2 separate regions of the Homo sapiens genome follow, and region 1 is linked to region 2. A link is a contact called in ENCODE Hi-C or POLR2A ChIA-PET data. All regions are on one chromosome and are shown on one strand. Each heading gives the region's core, a stretch centred on a gene start or an enhancer-like site at or near the end of the contact. The rest is flanking DNA. Distances are from core to core; before and after follow the strand shown. Region 1 overlaps VAV3 (vav guanine nucleotide exchange factor 3). Region 2 holds the start of SLC25A24 (solute carrier family 25 member 24).

Region 1 (6,244 bases), core at 2,641-5,140, 260 kb before region 2:
ACAACTGTCTTTATAAAAAGGAGGCAGAGTAAGATTTGACCACAGAACAGGAGAAAGCAATGTTGTGATGGAAACAGACATTACAGTGATGTGATTTGAAGGATAAAGAAGGGGCCACAGGGCAAAGAATCCAGGTGGCCTCTGGAAGTTGAAGAAAGCAAGAAAATTAATTTCCTCCTTGAAGCCTCTTAAAAAAACTAGTTCTGCCAACATCTTGACTTTAGCCCAGTGAAACTGATTTTGAACCTTTGGCCTCCAGAGCTGTTAAAATACTGAATTTGGGTTATTATCAGCCACTAAATTTGTCATAATTTGTTACAGCAGCAATAGGAAACTAATACATATCCCAATGTTAAGGAATATATCTCCCCAATAAATATGCCTATGTATAAGAAATTTATGCCAAATAATGAAACGTGTGTGAATATATTAAAAACCTCTTACTATTCCGAGGCCTAAATGACAGTACAGTGTAAATATTTTCTTTCTAAATTATTCAGTTTTGTGGTTATTTTATTGTCTTGTTTTGCTTACAATACTCATATTTGCCAGAGGTTTAGGTTTAATTTGGTTGGTGGTGGTGTGGTGGTTTTTTTGTGTTTTTTTTTTTCCAGTACAAAAGATAACCTTTCTCCAGAAACTATTTGGTCCTCCTCTACCCTTTATAAGCAAAGGATATCTTAGACTCATTGCTCTTGAAAATCTGACCATTTCAAATTCTGAATATAAATGTCCTCAGAGTCCATCTACATTAATTAGCTCACTTCAAGGTTAGCAATTAGAAGGAGAAAAAAAGTTAAAGCTCATCTACCCATTTCCTGCAATTGGATTTGCAAATTCTGTAAATTTAATTGACATATGAAAATTGAATCTCCCCAGCACTTTGGGAGGCCAAGGCAGTAGGATTACTTGAGCCCAGGAGTTAAGAGACCAGCCTGGGGAATGCACTGAGACCCCATCTCTACAAAAAAATTTAAAAATTAGCTGAGTATGATGACACACACCCAGTAGTTCCAGCTCCTCAGGAGGCTGAGGTGGGAGGATGGCTTGAGCCCAGGAATTCAAGGCTTCAGTGAGCCATGATTGCACCACTCCATGCCAGCCAGGGCAACAAAATGAGACCCTTCTCAAAAAAAAAAAAAAAAAAATTAAATCTCATTACTTGAAAATTGCGATTTTAAAAAGCATGCTATCTGTAGGTAAAGCAATGTTTCCACAGTCATAAGAGGAGTACAGAAGTTACAGTTTCTTCTTTGGCCCTTAGCAGGAGCTTGGCTCACAATAGTGATCAGACCAAAAGATGAAAGCACTACCACTGGTCTCTGGCCAGCTTTGTTGAATGCAAAACAGTTTCTGACATTATCAGTGACCATACTCAAAAAGCTGTTTAATTCTAATCCAAGAAATTAGGATTTATTCAAGGAAATTTCAAAAGTGCCTTCTATTCTTATTATCTTGGAATTATAAGAACTCTATGGTTTATTCTTTAAATAATTATATCCTTTAGAATAAGGATAAATTCTCTATTCTGTGAAATGGCTAGATGAAAATATTGCAAAACCCAAGACTTTCCTGGATGTCATCTATTAATATTACAACAAGAAACAGATGCACCTCTACTTAGAATCATAAACTCTTCTGCTGCTAAGAATCCTGAGACTTGTGATCTGGACCAAAACCCTTAGAACAGAGCAGAAGATATATTTTGCCACTCTTTTTCTTCCTGTGAAAACAGAAACAGAACAAAACAGGCTATGTGTATGTGTGTGTGCATCCTTCATATGTGGAATTGTTTTTTAAGCCATTTAACTAAGATGAGTATTAGCAACAATTACTTAAGAATTCCTAAATATTTCAGACAAAGATGTGTCTCCAGGAGGAACGGCTCCTATGAAAAGTATAGTTCTAACCAAAAAAGTATAGTTCTAACAAACACAGGTAGCTCTGTTAAAAACTGTACCCTTCTTACACATCAAAAGTCTCGAAAAGGAAACTCTTAGTTCCAAAAATAAGTTATGATGAAAACTTAACCACTGAAATTTTAATTATATGCTGTATTTAGCATTTTCAAATATCACATTCAGAAAATTTCAGACTGAACACACACTCTGGGGAATTTTGTGAATCACTGTGTTGTTATTAAGAGAAAAGCACATGCTAAACAAAATATAGCGGCACAGCGAGGCAAATGAGAGGAGACGTGCTACAAGAAACAAATTCTTGCACGACCAGGCTATCTGCAGCTTTGAGGAGAAGAGTTGGTAGTACATGAACCCATCACACACTAGTAACAATAGCCTCTAATTTCCCTCTATCACTTTTCTTCATAAAATATATTCACCTCCCACAGATTACGCGAACTGATGGGGCAAGTTTCCGGTTGGCAAACATTCATATCAGCCAATTTGCCAATGAGAACAATTGGCAGTGTTCTACTTTCAACATAAATTCCTAAGGTCTTCTCCATTTGGGGGCAATTACAGCTGTAAGATTACAGTTTCCTACAGTTCTCCAAAGCAAAGCAGTTGCTTCTAATTATTCCTTCATTTTAAAGCAATTAAGCCAAATGTTATTTGATTTCATTCAAGTGAATAAATATTGAGTTCTTCCTAAGATAAACCTCTAGAAAGCCAGAGTTTACACTGCCAGTCAGCAAATAAAATTCACAGTGATAAGGTATATCAAAGAAGTAAATATATAATTCTCCAGGAAGAAAGGAGCAGCAGCACCTACTGCACAGAGACCACAGGGTCTACTCTCTCCTACAGTGTTACGAGCACTGAAATGTTCAGTGGTTGGAGAAAATGAAAAGCCAGGTCTGACAAATACACAAATTTGGTCCTCAGTCCCTAAAATTAGAAATAAGTTTCCCCATCAGAATGAGGATGAACATTTCATTCACTCACTTACTCATTGCAGTTACAGAAATGAGTAAGAAACCATCCGTGACCTGAATAAGTTCACAGCAAGGTAGGCAGAGGCAAAGGGACAATAGGGTGCAGTGGTGTGCACCATGACAAAGGGGAAGTGCTAGGGAGGCACACAGGAGAGGCACCAAAAACAGACAGGCCAACCAAGGCCATTACCTATGCTGTATTTTGCAGAGAAATAGGAGTTAACCAGCAAAGGGAAAGGTGTTCCTATTACAATGACAAGGAGATGAAAGAAACCATGGTATATCAGGTGATGGTCTAATGGAAGGGAGATAAGGCTCTGAACTACACCGATGACAGAGGCACACAGACATCAAAGAGGTGAAAATACCCCATCAGTTGAAGAATTTTGCTTTTCAGTGTGTGAGAGATGAGGACACATTTATGCCCCTTTTGGAAACTTTACTGAAATTTTATGATTTGGGGAGAAAAGTAAACGTAGGACATTATTACAGTTCCTAGATTTGATGAACTAATAATTTTTAAAATGTGAATTGAGAAGGGAGAGGAGGGGCTCAAAAATATGAATTGATAGATAAAACATCCTGAAAATACACCCACAATTTTTTTTAGTACTTGGAAAATAAATCTGAAAATAATTTGAATAATCAACAATGACTTAATGCAACATGTAACACTTTTGAATAGTGGAAAACCTCTTACAAATTTGAGGAAAGTGCATTTAGCCAATGAAAAATTCTATATTTAATATATAAATTAGTTGTGCATAGTGTTAGAATTACAATATAACTAGATTAGAACCAAAAAGGTAAATCAGATTCTGGGTCTGATTTTTAGATTATAAACAAGAAATCTAAAATCAAACACTAACAGATTTGTCTTACCGAGTTTTTAAAGATATGACAATCTAGAGAAACAACAGTGACAGTAGACAAAAATTACTGCTGCCCTTTTATTAGCCTTAGTCGGCAACTTCTGTTTTTAATTGTTTTCATTCATTTGCTTAATTGAAACCAAAGCTGGCCAAGTGACTCAAGAATGAGTCACAGCTCCCCTCCTGGAGTAGCCACAAGCCTGACTGTGGCATACTGCATGCACTAAGCCTGAATTTCAAGTTGGAGAAGAATGCATGACAAAATGCCAAGGGCTGCTGACATTGCCAAAGAAGTTGTCAGGACCATAAGGATGTCCTGAGAGTAGAATTCCCTGCACTTCCTTTCCTGGTTGGAATTTATGCACTTATGCCTCATCGCAAACCACAGAAAAGATACACCTGTGTCACGCTGCTCCTTCCCCGACCGATCTTGTGATTTGATACACATCATTCCTTAAAAGGAAGGGACATCTGAGAGGGCACCCCTTTTACTTACTTCTCAATGCTGCCGGTCAGATTTCCAAAGACTACGGGAAATGGGAGGGCCAATGTGACTACTGAGATTGCCACACCTTACACACAGTCAGGCAAAGGATGCCTAGCAAGAGTGACAGTCTAAACATAACACCCTCCACCGCCACCCCAAAAAAACAGCTCCATCATTCACACCATAATCCTGTTTTAACAAATAATGCACATGTGACACAAAACCACAATATTTGGCGATCTGAAAAACATACCAAGAAATAATGTGTGATTATTTAAATTCAAAACACCACCATGACTATTGAGATGTTACTTCTTATAGAGGCAAGGATGAAACCCACGCATGACTAATTGGTCCCTTCCATGCTGACTGTGGAATCCTCCAGCCTTTGCACAATGAATGTGGCTAGTGACTGCAGCAGCTGTAACATCAGCACAAAAGGTTTTCTTCAAACCAAACTTCCATCTCTGCCTGCCAAATACCAGTATGTCATTTCCTTCCTGCTGGACTCCATGGTTTCTGGAGGACAAGAACCATGTAATTCTTAAACTTACACCATTGGTATCCTCTACTATTTGAGATAAGTACAAAACATTCAATGAATGTGTGATGAATGCAAAATGAGCAGGGAATACCTATAACTGCTTCTTGGCTGTTTATGCCCTCACTATCATGTTGACACAATGCTAAAGAAAGTATGCATAATTATCCTAATTACAGTCATTACAGCCAAAAAGCCCTTAAAGTTAATCACAAGGTTTCTAGTGGCACCCTTAAAATAAAATTATAAATTAAAATTCATAAAATTCTAAGACTCTGGTTAAGGCTTGTAGTCCCAATTATTAACACAATATAATGACTGCATTAATATCTATACACTATAGGTAGGCCCCAATTTAAGAAAAATTTTAGAATGTAGTACACTAACATGTCTAGTCCTTAGAATTTAGAATACATTTTTCCAAATAAATAAGGCTCTTGTGATCAAGTTCATAGGCCAGCAACCCTCAACTCAAAAAAGCTGAAAATAGAAAAATGAAATCATTTTATCTTTGCCTCCTTGCTTTGAAGCATCATAAAATGCACTCTGTCACACAGAGCATGTCTGCAGTCTTCTCAACATGCCTGGCATGGAATCAAGCCTAACCTTCTTGGGGAGCCAGGGAGGATGGACTCAGGGCTATAGGTATTCTTGACCCTTCATATATAAACAGGTGGTGGGAAGGGTAAGAATGAAAATGGGAAACAATTACCCTACAGAAGAGGAGGCGATCCCCGAGCCAGAAAACAGGCTAACCAACTTCGAGAAATGTCCCCACCTTCTATCCTTCAGGCACTAAGGTCAAGGGCCAGCCCTAAACTCAAGGAAAGCTGAGGAGGAAGGAGCCGCCAGATGGGACCAAGAAGGCGAGAGGCAGGAGTGTCTTAGGGATCTAGATTCTCAAGGGAGGAAACTATCAGGACCACAGGGGTGGGTTTTTTGGGGGGCTAGGGAATAGGGATAAATTCCCAAAGACTGAAATATCTGTTCCCTGTAGAAACAGGTCTGTAGATAAGAAAGGGGCAGAAATGGAAGAGGAAGCAGGCATGGAGGGAAGAGCTTGCAGCCTAGGGACATAATTAGGATGTCAGAACAATCCAGAAGTGCCCAGTGGATGACTTGGTTGTCCTTTCTCTCCATGTTTCCTGTTTTGGTAAACCCAAAGGGTTTATGTGATATTATCTCATGACACTAAACCCATGAAGTACTCAAATATTCTCATGTCAACAAGTAGCTTTGATTACCTCAAAGGCTCCTAATGTACTGGGCATTTAATGAGCACTTACAGAACAAAAGAACAATGAAAAAGGAATTTTGGCCTAAAGATTTATCTGCACATATGGACACAGTGAACTGTAACCTAATGGGATGTGTAAATAGACCATAACCTACTCTTGTACCAATCACAGAGTTTCAGCCAATCACAGAGTTTCAGCCAATCTCAGGTG
Region 2 (6,020 bases), core at 3,521-6,020:
TGTAGTTGGAATTCCATTGTTTTTCTTATACCATAATCTTTCTGTTGTGATGCCCTAAAATTCACCCTGTGATTTCATATCATGTCTTCTTAATATTGTGCCAGAAACCATAACATGTCTGACAATTAAAATATTAAGGAAATGGGCTGGCCATGGTAGCTCATGCCTGTAATCTTAGCACTTTCAGAGGCAGAGGCAGGCAGATCACTAGAGGCCAGGAATTCAAGACCAGCCTGACCAAAATGGCAAAATCCCATCTCTACTAGAAAATACAAAAGTTAACCAGGTGTGGTGGCATGTGCCTGTAATCTCAGCTGCTTGGGAGGCTGAGGCACAAGAATCGCTTGAATCCAGGAAGCAGAGGCTGCAGTGAGCCGAGATCGCACCACTGCACTCCAGCCTTGGTGATAGAGCAAGATTCTGTCTCCAGAAAAAAAAAAAAAAAGCAATATTAATGAAATAAAAATGAAATGAACCCTCTTTGTTAACAGAGGAATTACTTAATGGAGTGAAATCCTGATTCCACTCAATGCAATAAACATTTGCTAAGCTACTATTCTTCTATGTGACTATTTTTTCTGTGATTGTAAATGTAAAAACTTAAAGACAGAATTAAAAAAATCATAGAATGTAAGAGTTAGAATGGCCCTTAAATCAGGTTACCAGTCCACCCACTCCTCTAACATTGGGTGATCATTCAGCATACACTTCATACCCATGGGCACAGAGGTTCCTCAAGAAGTTCACCAGCTAGTAAATGGGATACCACATTTTAAAGGGTTTTTTAACATGAACTTTCATATTCTGCAACATATGACCTTGTTAAAAGCTCTGTCCAGGATGCAGGCAAGATATCTGCATTTTAAGAATAAGAAAGTAAAGCTCCAGTAAGGCTCAAACTTGACAAGGATTACACGGTCAATTTACACCAAGGACGGAACTCTCTTGTAGCTTGCTGCTTCCCTTCTTGCTCTTGATAATTGTCCTAGTCCAACTGGGCTGCTATGACAAAAATACTATTGGCTTACTTAAAAAATAAGCATTGATTTCTTGCAGTTCCAGACACTGGAAGTCCTAGATCGAAGTGCTAGGAGATTTACTGTCTAGTGAGGACCCACTTTCCGGTTCCATGGACCACTGTTTTCTCACTGTGTCCTCACATGGTGGAAGGGGCAAGGAAGGTCTTCCAGGTCACTTTTATACAAGCACTAATCCCATTCATGAAGGCTCCACAGGAAGAAAGAAGATGGGGGTAGAAGGAGGAAGACAAGAGGGAGAAGGAGGTGCGTAAAGAGAAAATAACTGAAGACTTTTAAAAGGAAATAGGATTACTAGACAAGTATAAGAGAATTAGTAATGGTTAAATACTGTATCTCCTTGTTCTCACACTACATTCTACTCTCAGTCTATACCCTTATACTACTGAGTCCTAGGAGAACTTAATGTGAATTTTCTCTAATTTTTAACTTTAATTTTTCACTAATTTCATAGTGAGGAGATTTGGAACATACAGAAAAGAAAGGTCATACCAGAAAAAAAAATGTAGCGCTTTCACTTCCAATTGGTTCTTAATTTTGTCTCAGGACTTGCCTTGAATTCTTTTCTCTTCCCTGGATAATTCTGGAACACTTAGTAATGGTTAGCTATTATATTCCTTATACCTATTTCTACATTCTACTCTTATTTCTACATTCTTTCCATCTAAAATCTAAAGAAACTTAAACAGAAATTTGTTCTCTTCTAAATGCTCAATTCATTACAAATGCTTGGAAACACGGAGATGAGATCAAATCAGATGAAAATTTATAGAGATTTTGCTTCAAGCTGAGTATTTGGCTTAGATACAAACTACTACCTTGAAACTTTCCACCGAAGAGTCACCCCACAGTTCTCATTTCTATGCTCAAGTAGCCAATGTCCTCACTCCTTGACATTACATAAACCCCTGACATGCCTCTGAAATTTTCTCCCATAAAGGTTGACTGTGTAATCCTAATTCTATCCCATGTGTGATGGTTAATTTTATGTATCAACTCGTCTGGACTAAGGGATGCCCAGATAACTGGTAAAACATGATTTCTGGGTGTGTCTGTGAGGATGTCTCTGGAGGAGGGTAGCATTTGAATCAGTAAACCAATTAAAGAAGACTGCCCTCACCAAATGGGTAGGCATAATGCAATCCTGTGGAGGATGTGAATAGAACCAAAAGGCAAAGCAAGTGCTACGTTTTGTTTGTCCCCACAAAAACTCATGTTGAAGTCTGATCCCTGATGTGGCCGTGTTGGGAGGAGGGACCTAGCAGGAGGTGTCAGGGTTACGGAGGCAGATCCCTCATGAATGGCTTGGTGTCATTCTTGCAGTAGTGAGTGAGTTCTCTCTCTCATGAGACTGAATTAGTTCCCTCAGTAATGGATCAGTTCCCTCGAGGCTGGGTTGCTATAAAGCCAGGACACCCCTCGGATTTTGCTTCTTCACACATGTCCACTTCCACTTTGACTTTCCACCATGTTGTGACACAGCAGGAAAGCCCTCCCCAGGAGTCCAGCAGATGCCAGCACCACGCTTCTTAAACTTCCCAGCCTGCGGAACTGTGAGCTAAATAAATGTCTTTTCTTTATAAATTACCCTGTCTCAGATATTCCACTATAGCAACACTAAATGGACTAAGACAGGAAATGAAAAGGAATTTCACCTGCAGAATAGGAGACTTTACAAAGACTGATACCCTGAATGAGCGAGGATGTGGAGAAGCAAGCACTGTCAGTCAAAAGAGTGAAAATGGGTCTAAGGTTTCCGAAAGGCAATACGTATCCCAGTTTAAAATGTGTGTTACCTTCAGACTCAGCAATGTCCACTCCTCAAAATTTATCTTACGAAAGTAACTGGACCAGAATGAGAAAATGAATACAAAGGACATCCATTGCAATTTCACTTACAATCGTTTTTAAACTATCAATAAAGTAAAAGGTGATTTAAAAAGAATTGGTAACATATACTATGACACAAACATATAACAGAATATGATGCAGTTACGTAAAAATGGTGATACAGCAGCAATTCTCAAGCTTTTTGATCTCAGGATCCCTTTACAATCTTAAAAATCATTGAGCACTCCAAAGAGCTTTTGTATATTGTAGGGACCATGGAGTTGTACCACTGAGATCTCCCTTCAAAGGCACCTACTGTGAGGAACACAGTTGACTTCCACTCTCTAGCCTCTAACCCTGGCATCTGCTGATGCACTGCAGCAAGGTCGTCCCTTTCCTGGGCTGCTTCCAGCCAATGATTGGACATGGTGGGGAACTCCAACTGGGCCATTTCTGGGACAATCAGCACAAAGTACCAAAAGTTGGTTCCTTCAAAGTATGAATAAAATACACAAAACTTTGGCAAGATTGAAGGGGAGAAAAGGATAGATATGAGGAATGAAATAGAGAACCTACCTACAGATTCAGTCAGAAGTGTTATAAAATCATCGGTGAGTATTATGAACCTTGGACAGAACAGGCAGTTTCAAAAAAAATTGTAACTTACTAAATCTGACTCTAGAAGAAACAGTAAACTGAAGAGGCCTATAACTACCAAAGACATTAAAAGAGAAGTGAAATATAACTATATAACAGTTGTTGGCCCTCATAGTAACCTAATCACTTTCCCTCTTTGGATAAGAGAATGCCAGTGTCAGGGAACGCTTCAACAGGGTTGGAGAAGTTCCACATATCTCCACCCTACTAAAGGGGCAGAAGTTCAGGGGCACAGTTAAGATGACTCAGAGAAAATGAAATTGCTCAGTCGCAGGTCAAGTCAACCCTTCAGATCAATTTATGTACCTAGGGCATTAACCTAGGAATGTCTTAAACAATGGAATGCCGCCATTCCTTCTCAACAGGAAGTGGGGGAAACACGCGATTGGTTTTCAAACAGTTTTCAAACAGTAGACAATACACATAGCTGCTGTAACAAAGCAGCTTCGAAAGAGATCGAATGTGTGCGCCTTTATACAAAACTTGGGACCCACTGAAGTCTGACAGCTAAAACGGATTACATGTCTGCAAGGTATTAAAACAGAAAACAAAGAACCTGGGATGGATTCAGGACAAAAGTGTCTTAAAAATTTAACAGTGCCCGTGGGCCAGAGTGTCCACAACACTCATTTTATCTGGACAAATACCAGTAGACTTTCGTATTATGACCCACTTCTGTTACCGGGGTCGCCGGTCGCGGCCCCACGCCCGAGTTTCTGAAGCCACCGGAGCGCTGGGCGCCACAGTTCCTCCTTCCTCTCCTGGCAACGCCTCAAGCCGCCGCCCTCCTCGGTCCTCGCAGTGTCCCCAGCGCCCGCAGCCCTCCCTACGCTCAGGCGGCGCCCCGGCGGCGACCCACCTCCTCGGCGTCCTGGCCCAGAGGGATGCCCAGGTTCCTGAGCCCCTCCTGCAGCTCGCCGATGTCCACCACTCCGTCCCCATTGCGGTCCAGTGCCTGGAAGAGGGTCTCGTAGCGCGTCGGCTGCTCCGCGTCCTGGCAGGCCGCGGTGGGCAGCACGAAGTCCCGCAGCCAGCGCAACATGGTCCCAGAGGCGCAGGCGGCCTGGCCGAGGAAGTCACGGGAGATCGAGGGCTGCGGGGCGAGACCGGGACCAGCGCGAGGCCGGGCTGGGCGGGGCGCGCGGCGCAACAGCGTTTGGGGCGCCGTCGGGGTTGCGGCTGCGGCGCGCAGGGCGCAGGGCGCAGGAGCGGAGACCCCACCCGAGCCCGCGCGGAGCGCAGGGTGTGGCCGTCCCGCCGCTGCTGGGGAGGAGCTCGCCGCGCTGGCCTCGGCGGCACTGGCCGGGCCCGCCTCCAGAGAGCCGGAAGTGAGGGAGCTGGGAGCTGGGTCTCGGGAGGTGCTGTGCGGACCCGGGGTCGACCTCTGCCCAGTTGCCAGTCCCGCTGTCAGCATGCGGGTCCGAGGAAGAGGCCCCCAGCAGGTCCAGGGCTGCAGCGTCAGCGCGTCGGTGGCTTGGGAGCGGGGTCTTGAAGACTGGTTACTCCACTTAAAGACCCTCTCGGGCCGGAGCCTTGGCGGTCAGCCCAGAGCTGCTTCTCTCTGCCTGGAAACTGGGCCATGGAGGGCATTGTCTCTCACGGATGTCTAATTTTTTCGTGGTTGCACACCTGGGATGGCGATTCTGCTTTAAAAAGCAGAGAGTTAAATCCTAAAGCATCTATTGGAGCAATTATAAAACAAAAAGGAGAAACTCCTGGATTTGTTGCAGAAAAGATCAACAGCCATCTGCGTGGGCAACGGGGAAAAGAAGGACTAGTTTGGTAGGCAGCTTAGCTAGGATTTGCCCGTGATTAAGCGTATAGAGTGTCTGCCAGCTGCACTTATCAGAAAAAACCACAGCGCCCTCCTCCTTCTCAAGATGGGTGCAGTTCCGAGGTTTGGAGCTTATTACTCAGGCAAGACAGAACTTATTACTGCCTAGCATGGAATAACGGAAGGAACATTGGACTTAACAGAGAAAGTACCTAATCCTTCAGGTGTGACATAGCGTCTCCGGGTAGTCTCTCATCAGTAAAATGAGAATATAAATATCTGCCTTCACAACAAAGTTGTATATTAGGTGTGAAAGGTCTTAATTCTCTAAGGCGCCAATCAAATGAGATATCATTAATTGTAATAATCCTGTTCATTCACAGCTGCGTAAGAGGAACTATTGTTGTACTGCTGTTTGCAGAAAAGAAGATACCTCTGTACTTGTAAATTAGGGTGTCTCACATCTTCTGAATCACTACACAGAAATCAGTTCCAACAACAGCCAGGAACTCAGACCCTGAACTTACCTCTCCTCATATCATTTTGTATGTTTAAGATATGTATGAATCTAGAATTTGTAAATTAAGGGCTGCCTGCTTAGTAAAATCATCTTGAAACTGATTTATCTTTTTATATTACTTCCAACTTCCAGTCTTATTAAGAATCATTGCCTTCCTTTGGAACTGCCTTCAAACTTCAAATTTTCTCTGTCCTTGAAAACC

What was found. A loop is a pair of places that touch in the nucleus more often than their neighbours do. ChIA-PET counts read pairs that join two places held with the same protein, here RNA polymerase II (POLR2A). Pooled maps may share reads with other maps.
Region 1: a map of PC-3 shows a loop between it and region 2 (19-fold over the local background). The contact joins the enhancer-like site here to the promoter of SLC25A24 in region 2. A Hi-C loop is called at or near these places in 1 of 168 maps with a recorded cell type or tissue (PC-3) and 9 of 50 pooled maps. POLR2A ChIA-PET finds 5 or more read pairs at or near these places in 1 of 52 experiments (MCF 10A).

Annotation. Positions count from the first base shown.
Region 1 is chr1:107,932,686-107,938,929 of GRCh38, forward strand. The region is part of intron 1 of VAV3 (vav guanine nucleotide exchange factor 3); the gene reads right to left. Among named protein-coding and RNA genes, the nearest start is that of VAV3-AS1, 29 kb to the right of the region's middle. RefSeq lists an enhancer at 3,591-4,127. Within about 2 kb of position 3,891, at least 15 of the 41 ENCODE cell types and tissues checked have a DNase peak (open chromatin) inside an H3K27ac peak, as active enhancers do; they include PC-3, where a contact is called at or near this core.
Region 2 is chr1:108,195,573-108,201,592 of GRCh38, forward strand. It overlaps SLC25A24 (solute carrier family 25 member 24), which reads right to left and starts at 4,771. Exons shown (of 10, transcript NM_013386.5): 1 at 4,384-4,771. The coding sequence starts at 4,566. RefSeq lists a silencer at 4,555-4,894 and an enhancer at 4,695-4,989.